2 separate regions of the Homo sapiens genome follow, and region 2 is linked to region 1. Evidence: chromatin contacts called from ENCODE Hi-C or POLR2A ChIA-PET data. All regions are on one chromosome and are shown on one strand. The core of a region is the stretch at or near the end of the contact, and the rest is flanking DNA. Distances in the headings are between cores, read along the strand shown.

Region 1 (4,129 bases), core at 286-2,785:
ACCAGAGAATATTCCTTTGATTCAGTTCATGTTTATTGAAAGGTGGTCTAGGTTGCATTTTTTTTTCCTTTTGCTTTCAACTTTGCTGTCAAATTATTGTGCCAAATCAACAGATATAATTTAAAAACTTAAGTGACCTTTTCTAATTCAGATTTTCTAAAAGTGAACTCTGAGAATTATCTGCATCAGTATCCCCTTGGGTACTTGTAAAAATGCAGATCTGTGCCCTATCTGAGGCCCACTGAGAATGTCAAGGGTGGGCCTCGTCTTACGTACTCTGAAATTGGAAAATAGTTTTTAAAGGCCATTTAGTTTTGTTCAACCAGGGCAACTTTCTTATCACCGTATATATATAACAAGAGTGGGTTCTGTTGAGTAATAGGAAGCCTATGATAAAGTTTAAAGCATGATTTGGTTTGGGAAAATGCTTCTACTCTGTGAAAGGTGGGGATGAAATGCACAAGTGTTTTTGTTGTTGTTTTGTTTTTTGTTTGTTTGTTTTTGTTTTATTTTGTTTTGTTTTTGAGACGGAGTTTCACTGTTGTCATCCAGGCTGGAGTGCAGCGGCACGATCTTGGCTCACTGCAAGCTCTGCCTCTCGGGTTCAAGTGATTCTCCTGCCTCAGCCTCCTGAGTAGCTGGGAGTGCAGGTGCCCACCACCACGCCAAACTAATTTTTTGTATTTTTAGTAGAGATGGGGTTTCACCGTGTTGAGCAGGGTGGTCTCGAACTCCTGACCTCAGGTATTTTTATCTACTGAAAGAGATGGTACAGGGCATGGAAGGAGGATAGGGGAGACAAGGGTGGCCTCAGTGTCAAAAGAGTAAGGCCTACTTTTGGATGGATCAAATTTGGCTACTTTTAGCCTGTAAAACTTAAGCATCTTTGTGGTGTCAATCCAGTTCATGTCCAGGCCAATTTTCAAGGTTAGTTCCTGACACTGCCCTGATTCTACTGAGCATCTGCCTCCTTGTTTGGGAAGAAGTGGGAAAGTGATTTGACACAGTGGCCTACCAGCGAATGTGCTTGTCAGTGTAACAGGTGGCTGCCCTGTGAGGTTGCTAATCAGAACCTGGACTTTTGTATTTTGTTTAGAAAAGCTAAGTCCTTCTAGAGGTCCGTGTAATGCAAATTCATCCAAAGAAGGCAGGCTCAGGAAGGAGGGGGGGAAGCCAGGTGCTTGCTTCATTCAAGTAACCCAACCACAGAATCCAAGTTCTGCAACTCTGATTTGGGCTTAGTAAACCAGACCCACCAATCCAAGAGAATAAAGAATCTCCTGGCAATTGGGCCAGCCAGAATCGTCCTCAGTGATCAAGAGTGTATGGAAAGAGAAGTGGAAGAAATACAAGAGGGTGAGCCAGATGTTTTCAGAGAAAACAGCTCTCTTTGTTTTTGTTCAGAGTCTTCTTTCTCCTTAGGACTCTGATATGAGTACATCTGAAAGAGGCTGGCTTGGGGGATGGGGTGATACCACAGAGTCAAAGCCAGACTTTCCCCCAGATAACTAAGGCTTTTTCTTCTTGGGCCAAGCTTGTCTGACAGTCTCATTCTGTATGAGTTCTTTCCCAGGAGGCTCTTCAGTTTCTGAAACAGACAGTCTCCTGGCAGACCCACCCCACCAGGCAGCCAGGCTTGGCAAAATATACCAGTAGCAAACAACGCAGCTGGGACTCCTGCTATGATAAGATTCATTGGCAGCCTATCATGTGCCAGGAACTTACAGGACATCATTTATTTGATTCCTCATAATAAATCTATGAGAGAGGAGTTGTAATATCCATTCTACAAAGAACTGAAATGAGGTTCTGAAAAGCTAAATAGCTTGCTCAATCTCCCTGAGATATACTGGTGGACAGAGGATTGGAACCCAGATCTATATAACAAAGCTCACCCACATTTCTGCTACTAGACTACACTGCCAATTGGGCTTCATCGTTAGTTTTGGAAACTCAAGGCTTGGCCTCTCTTATTTAGGATTTTGTGCTTGGAGGGATTGTGGGTAGCAAGGGCTGGAGGGAGAGTGAGGTTCCTCAACATTAAACAAGATCCAGGAGGCCGGGTCTTGACAGGAATCCCCACCTTAGTTCTAATTATAACAAATATTCCTGAAAATACTTAGACTAAAAATTTTAGAGCTTTAAACCTGAAAAGCGACGAGAAGAAATAATTTCAAATTGGAACCAGACATGAGTCTCTTGCTTAGGTATCTGTTTTTTCCCATCTGAAATATTCATAATTTCGTGAGGCTGACCTAGATTTATGCAGACAAAAATCACAATGAGCCTACAACTCAAAGAGTTCGTCTTACTTTGAGTATGAGATATAAAAGTGCGGTAAAAAATCAACAGATGAGAGAGCAACTGGAGAAGATTTGAATAAAATCACTCCTTTTCCATGTGGGTCAACACAGTACCAAATAAGAACTGGGCCTTTGATAGAAAATGTAAGGGACACCCTCATAGTGACTTCTTTCCTAGCAGTCTGCCTCTGTTTGCGGTGTTGTCTGGGGTCATTGTTGAAAGTTATTGACATATTTCTGCCTCTTTGTGAGTTATCTGTGAAGCTACGCCACAGTACTCTGTTGTTGGCTATTCTGCATGCTCCCAGTGCTCAGGTGAATTCCTTGGAAGATACTGAGCAAAAACCTAGAGCTTATATGACCATAATATCTAGACCATTAGCATGAACTGGTAAAAACCAAAGTAGAGGAAAAAGATTGAACCAACAACTCAGTAGAAATTGGTAGGTTTATATGAGCTTTGTTTTGTGGCTCGAACATTTTAGATACCCAAAGTCCAAGCATTACTCAGTTGGGACTGGAAATCAGATGAAGTCATCTAACATTTTTCAAGAGATGGAAGCCAAATAATTTGGCTTAGACTTAAGTAGAATACTTGAGAGCCCCACTCCAAGCAGTAGCCTATTTATATGGATTATTTTAATCATTTCTGGGTTAACTAGTAAGGATTATAGTCATCTTTATAAAACAATAACAGCAACAATAGCAGCAGCAACAACAAAAATAGCAAGGACAACATCTACGGAAGCCATTAAAGATGTTGAAGAGGAATAAAAAAGAAATGAGCTCGCTTTAACCATATTATGAAGAAAAGAGAGAATTGCAGATTTCCATGTTTGGCTCAATACATTTTTAAATAGAAATTTAGTTATGAATGATATTGAAGGCCTGTATTTGAGAGTCTAAATACATTCTTATGAAACCAGAGTACATTTTCACATGCAGTGAACTAGCAAACTGTAAGAATGAGTATACGGGAAGAACACATCCTTATATTAAATAGAGAGGAGTTTTTATAAAGATCTTGATTGTACATGTATCTGGGAGACATCTTTAATGTAAACTTCTCCATCAAGCCTAATCCATCGCATCTAATCTATCAGCAAGCCCTGTTGTTTCTATCCTCAAGTCCACTGCCCTGTCTCTGTTTCCACTACAACCACTGAGTCTAGTTACTATCATCTTTGTGTTATATAGTAGCCTCCTAACATGTGGTCTGGCTTCCATGCCGCGTGTCTTCAGTCAGTTCTCCAAAGGGCAGCATGAGAGATTGTTCCGAAACACAGATTGGATTAAACTCCTATCCCCTATCACAGCCCAGCCTACCTGATCTCATCTATGGCTCCTCCCTCCTTTCCTAACAATCCTCCAGCCTTCTTCACTCTTCAGGACTTTAAGCTCTATTTCCTCTACCATCATTTGTCCCACAAAACACATTATATCCTTGCTCTCTTTCTTTTTTTTTTTGAGACGGAGTCTCTCTCTGTCGCCCAGGCTGGAGTGCAGTGGCAGGATCTCGGCTCACTGCAAGCTCCGCCTCCCGGGTTCACGCCATTCTCCTGCCTCAGCCTCCCGAGTAGCTGGGACTACAGGCGCCCACCACTGCGCCTGGCTAATTTTTTGTATTTTTAGTAGAGACGGGTTTCACCGTGTTAGCCAGGATGGTCTCGATCTCCTGACTTCGTGATCCGCCCGCCTCGGCCTCCCAAAGTGCTGGGATTACAGGCGTGAGCCACCGCGCCCGGCCATCCTTGCTCTCTTTCTATGTGATGGATGAGCTCCTTCTTGACTGTCAGATCTTAGTTTGGATGCCACTTCCTTGGAGA
Region 2 (4,041 bases), core at 178-2,677, 120 kb after region 1:
TCTTTTCCAACCAGAGGTCTTCACTCATTTCCTGCTTGTGGACTTGGCAAGTGGGGTCAAAACATCCATTACTGAGGCTGAATCTTAATTTAGAAGGTTATCACCAGAGTCAGCAAAATAATTATAAAAATACTTTCCAAATGCAAACTGCAATAGACATGCACAGTAACAGCTGAAAACAATATATACATCATAAAGCCTGTTTACAATGGAATTTTAAAAGGGTGAATGTTTGGTTTGTACTTGTTGAAAGCTTGTATAACTCACTCCTAGGATGGACCCGAAACTGTCTTCTCTCTGCAACTATTCTTTACATTAAAACCAAAAATAACAACAAAAAATTACGCTACAAGTCTTGATGTTCTGGCTCAGACACCAAATTCCCTATAAAACTAAAAGTGAAGGGTGAGGTGAGACAAAATTTTGGCTTAAAGAAACACCAGTTGAGAAATGAAAGAAAGTACTGCTCACTTTTCCCTTATTTCTTCTATGTAAATAAGTTTCCTCATACAATTTATATAGTATTGCTTTAAATATATGGGATCTTTAGAAATCATAGAATGTTAAAAATATCAATATGTGTAAATGGGTACTCACTTCACATAATAGGTACTCAATAAATATTAGCTACAAAAGATAAAAACAAACTATAAGACATCTTTGTAGAGACAATTTGCTCAACCTTCTTCTCTCTCCCTTTTTTTTTTTCTTTTTGAGATAGAATTTCACTCTTGTTGCCCAGGCTGGAGTGCAATGGCATGATCTTGGCTCACTGCAACCTCCGCCTCCCAGGTTCAAGTGATTCTCCTGCCTCAGCCCCCGAGTAGTTGGGATTACAGGCATGCACCATCATGCCCGGCTAATTTTGTATTTTTAGTAGAGACAGGGTTTCTCCATGTTGGCGAGACTGGTCTCGAACTCCCAGCCTCAGGTGATTGGCCCCCCTCGGCCTCGCAAAGTGCTGGGATTACAGGTGCGAGTCCCTGCACCCGACCAACCCTCCTATTTATAGCTGAAGAACTGAGGGCTAAGTGGTTGAAAGACTTGCACAGCTCCTACACTGGCCTGCTGAAAGCCAGGGCTGCAACGCATTTCTTCTCACAGGTTCAGAGACTCCTGTACCTCATCACTGTTACAGAACCTCTCTGGGCCTCAGTTCATCATTTGATAACAAGAGTAACTCAACCTGCCCAGGGGTTATCCATCAAAGGCAATCGAGGTTGCAAGAATTCCTTTAAAATTTTAATTTACAGTATAGCACCTTGCAGGTAGCAGGCACTCCATAAATCTCTGAGGAATGGAATTTGCTGAAGAACAGTGGCAAAGGCTAGCTCTGATTCATTCCCCAAAGCTCATGGTGCTTGTCCAAACTGTTTAATCAGGCTTATGCAACCAACTCCTCTGACCTTTATTACGGGGTGGGTGCAATCACATGCGCTGTGGGAGGAGGGGCAGGTGGCCTCGGCCTGATCAGGGAGCACTAGAATGGGGACAACATTTTCTATTGTTCAGAAACTAAAAGGACTCTGCTTGACCCCAGTGTAAGCCTTTCACTGCAGTAGTTGGGAGCCAAGCTTTCTCTTCCAACCTATCTGTCCTGGCGATCTTCATTTTCTCTGTTTTTTTCCTAAGACAGAAATATCAGCTAGAAGGCATTTCCCTCACTGGATTCATCCAGCCCTGATGTGAGAGTGCTGGGGGCAGACTGAGATCATGTGTGATGCCTGTCAGGCTGCCTGCCAGGCCATGTATATTGTTTTGGTGGACTGGCTTCTGCAGGAACATAGAGAAGACATGGGAATAGATTCTGAAAAGGGGGGTGGGGGACAGGAAAAAATGCCAAAAGCCCACTTAATACTGAAAAGTCTTACACTTCCAAGTCCTTGTTACTGCTGGCCAGAGAATGGGTTGTTGCCCTGTGTTTTTTTTTTTTTTTTTTTTTTTCCCCAGGAAAGCTGCCACGGCTTTTCTTTATTCAATAAGTACATGACTGCATTTGGTGAATTGTGTTTACACGTTCTGGTGAAATGAGATTTTAAAAAGAAAATGAATCAGGGAGTGTTTTTAAAGAGCACAGAGTGAGGAGAGGAGGTGGGGAGCGCTGCTGCCAGTCCTGTTCTGTTCTCTGCCTTTTGTCATCCTTCCCCCTCTGTATCTCTCTCCTCCATCTTCTCCTCCAAGGAATCACTATGCTCCTGGCAGGACATCCCTGGCGTCTGTCAGGGGAGAGAAGGAGGAGGAGAAATAGGAGAAGGAGAAGAGAAGAAAAAACAAAAGAGAAGAAAAGAACATCACAATTGACGTTGGAGAGTGATCTGTGCTAGGAGGAGTTCATCTCTGCACTTCCCCATTGGAATGACAGTCTCAACTTTACCCCAACTAGCCCCCCACCTTACATGAGCTGTAGGATCGACGTCGAATCTCTTGGCCTCTCTGAGCCTCAGTTTCCTCAGCTATTAGATGAGGATAATACCTGTACTGTTTTTGCCAGAGTGGTTGTAAGAAAGAAATGAGAAGCTTACGAAACCATAAAGCATGATGCCAGTCAAAAACATATAGTGATTTATATCTTAAAAAGATTTATTAGTCCTGGCACGGTGGCTCACACCTGTAATCCCAGCACTTTGGGAGGCCGAGGCGGGGAGATCACGAGGTCAGGAGATCGAGACCATCCTGGCTAACACGGTGAAACCCCATCTCTACTAAAAATACAAAAAATTAGCCAGGCCTGGGGGCACATGCCTGTAGTCCCAGCTACTCAGGAGGCTGAGGCAGGAGAATGGCTTGAACCTGGGAGGTGGTGGTTGCAGTGAGCCAAGATTGCACCAATGCACTCCAGCCTGGGTGACAGAGAGATACTCCGTCTCAAAAAAAAAAAATTATTAATATTCATTATTTATTTTAGAGACAGAGTCTCGCTCTGTCGCCCAGGCTGGAGTGCAGTACGATCACAGCTCACAGCAGCCTCAAACTCCTGGGCTCCAGCGATCTTCCTGCCTCAGCCTCCTGAGGAGCTGGGACTCTAGGCATGTGCCACCACCCCCAGCTAATTTTTTTTTTCTTTTAAGATATGGGGTCTCACTGTTTTGCCCAGGCTGGTCTTGAGCTCCTGGCCTCAAGTGATCCCTCTACTTTTACTCTCAAAGCACTGGGATTACAGGCATGAGCCACCATACCTGGCCTAAAAATATACAGTAATTTATAATTTTATTTCTATTTTCTCTTACAGGATAATTTATAAATTGAGTGTGTTTAGATTTCCCCAGCATATGGGCTCAGGTGATTTCACATTTAGAGTTAAACCTGAATTTTGCAGTCGATAAAAGAACATTTTGTTGGCTGTAAGCTCAGCTCATTCACACAGGCATGTCTATCCCTGCAAAGTTCATCCCTGATGCTTCTGTGGGCCCCAAGTGGTAACTTTATGTGCCTTCACAGATCCAGTTGAGGGCTCCCCTCACCAGTGCCCTTGCTGCTTCCCCAGCCTCCACCTTGCTGAAGAGCAGACCTGACCTCGCAGCTGAGCTTCAAAGCGCTCAGTGCTCACGGCTCACAAGCTGGCAGTCCTTTGGGAAGTGAGAAGGGAAGGGCTTCCTGGCTGTGCAGTTACACCCGGTTAAGTGGACCCCTCGGTGGTACTGGGGAGCACGGCGTAGCTCATGCCTACGACACTCGTGGGGCAGGGGCACTGAGGCAGCACCAGGACCAGCTGGTGTTCCTGACCCCTCTTGCTCCTCCTGCTCAGCCTTATGGTTGAGACTGGCTTGTCAGGCCTACCTCCGTCCTCTCTAGAACACTTTCTCACAGAGATTTAGCCAAATTCTCTTGGCACCTTGGTTGCTTTCTCTCCATGCCATTCCCAGTCCCCTATTCGTTCCCGCATAGATCTAATCCCCAACTGGGAATACATCTTGCAATTTTTTAGAAGATTCCTCATCTACCATGTAAATCACCAGATGAATAGAAACACCATAATGGACAGCAGTTTCTTCTAAAGCCAAAGCCAGGTATTCCTGGATTTCCGTTCCAGGCTGGTTGGGA

Evidence for each region. A loop is a pair of places that touch in the nucleus more often than their neighbours do. ChIA-PET counts read pairs that join two places held with the same protein, here RNA polymerase II (POLR2A).
Region 2: a map of vagina shows a loop between it and region 1 (24-fold over the local background). The contact joins two enhancer-like sites. A Hi-C loop is called at or near these places in 1 of 168 maps with a recorded cell type or tissue (vagina). POLR2A ChIA-PET finds 5 or more read pairs at or near these places in 3 of 52 experiments (activated CD8-positive, alpha-beta memory T cell, activated T-cell and naive thymus-derived CD4-positive, alpha-beta T cell).

The regions. Positions count from the first base shown.
Region 1 is chr3:177,705,104-177,709,232 of GRCh38, forward strand. The region is part of intron 3 of LINC00578 (long intergenic non-protein coding RNA 578); the gene reads left to right. Among named protein-coding and RNA genes, the nearest start is that of LINC02015, 110 kb to the right of the region's middle. Within about 2 kb of position 1,536, at least 7 of the 41 ENCODE cell types and tissues checked have a DNase peak (open chromatin) inside an H3K27ac peak, as active enhancers do.
Region 2 is chr3:177,822,849-177,826,889 of GRCh38, forward strand. All of the region lies in intron 1 of LINC02015 (long intergenic non-protein coding RNA 2015), which reads left to right. Among named protein-coding and RNA genes, the nearest start is that of LINC02015, 8.0 kb to the left of the region's middle. RefSeq lists enhancers at 3,092-3,592, 3,593-4,041. Within about 2 kb of position 1,428, at least 20 of the 41 ENCODE cell types and tissues checked have a DNase peak (open chromatin) inside an H3K27ac peak, as active enhancers do.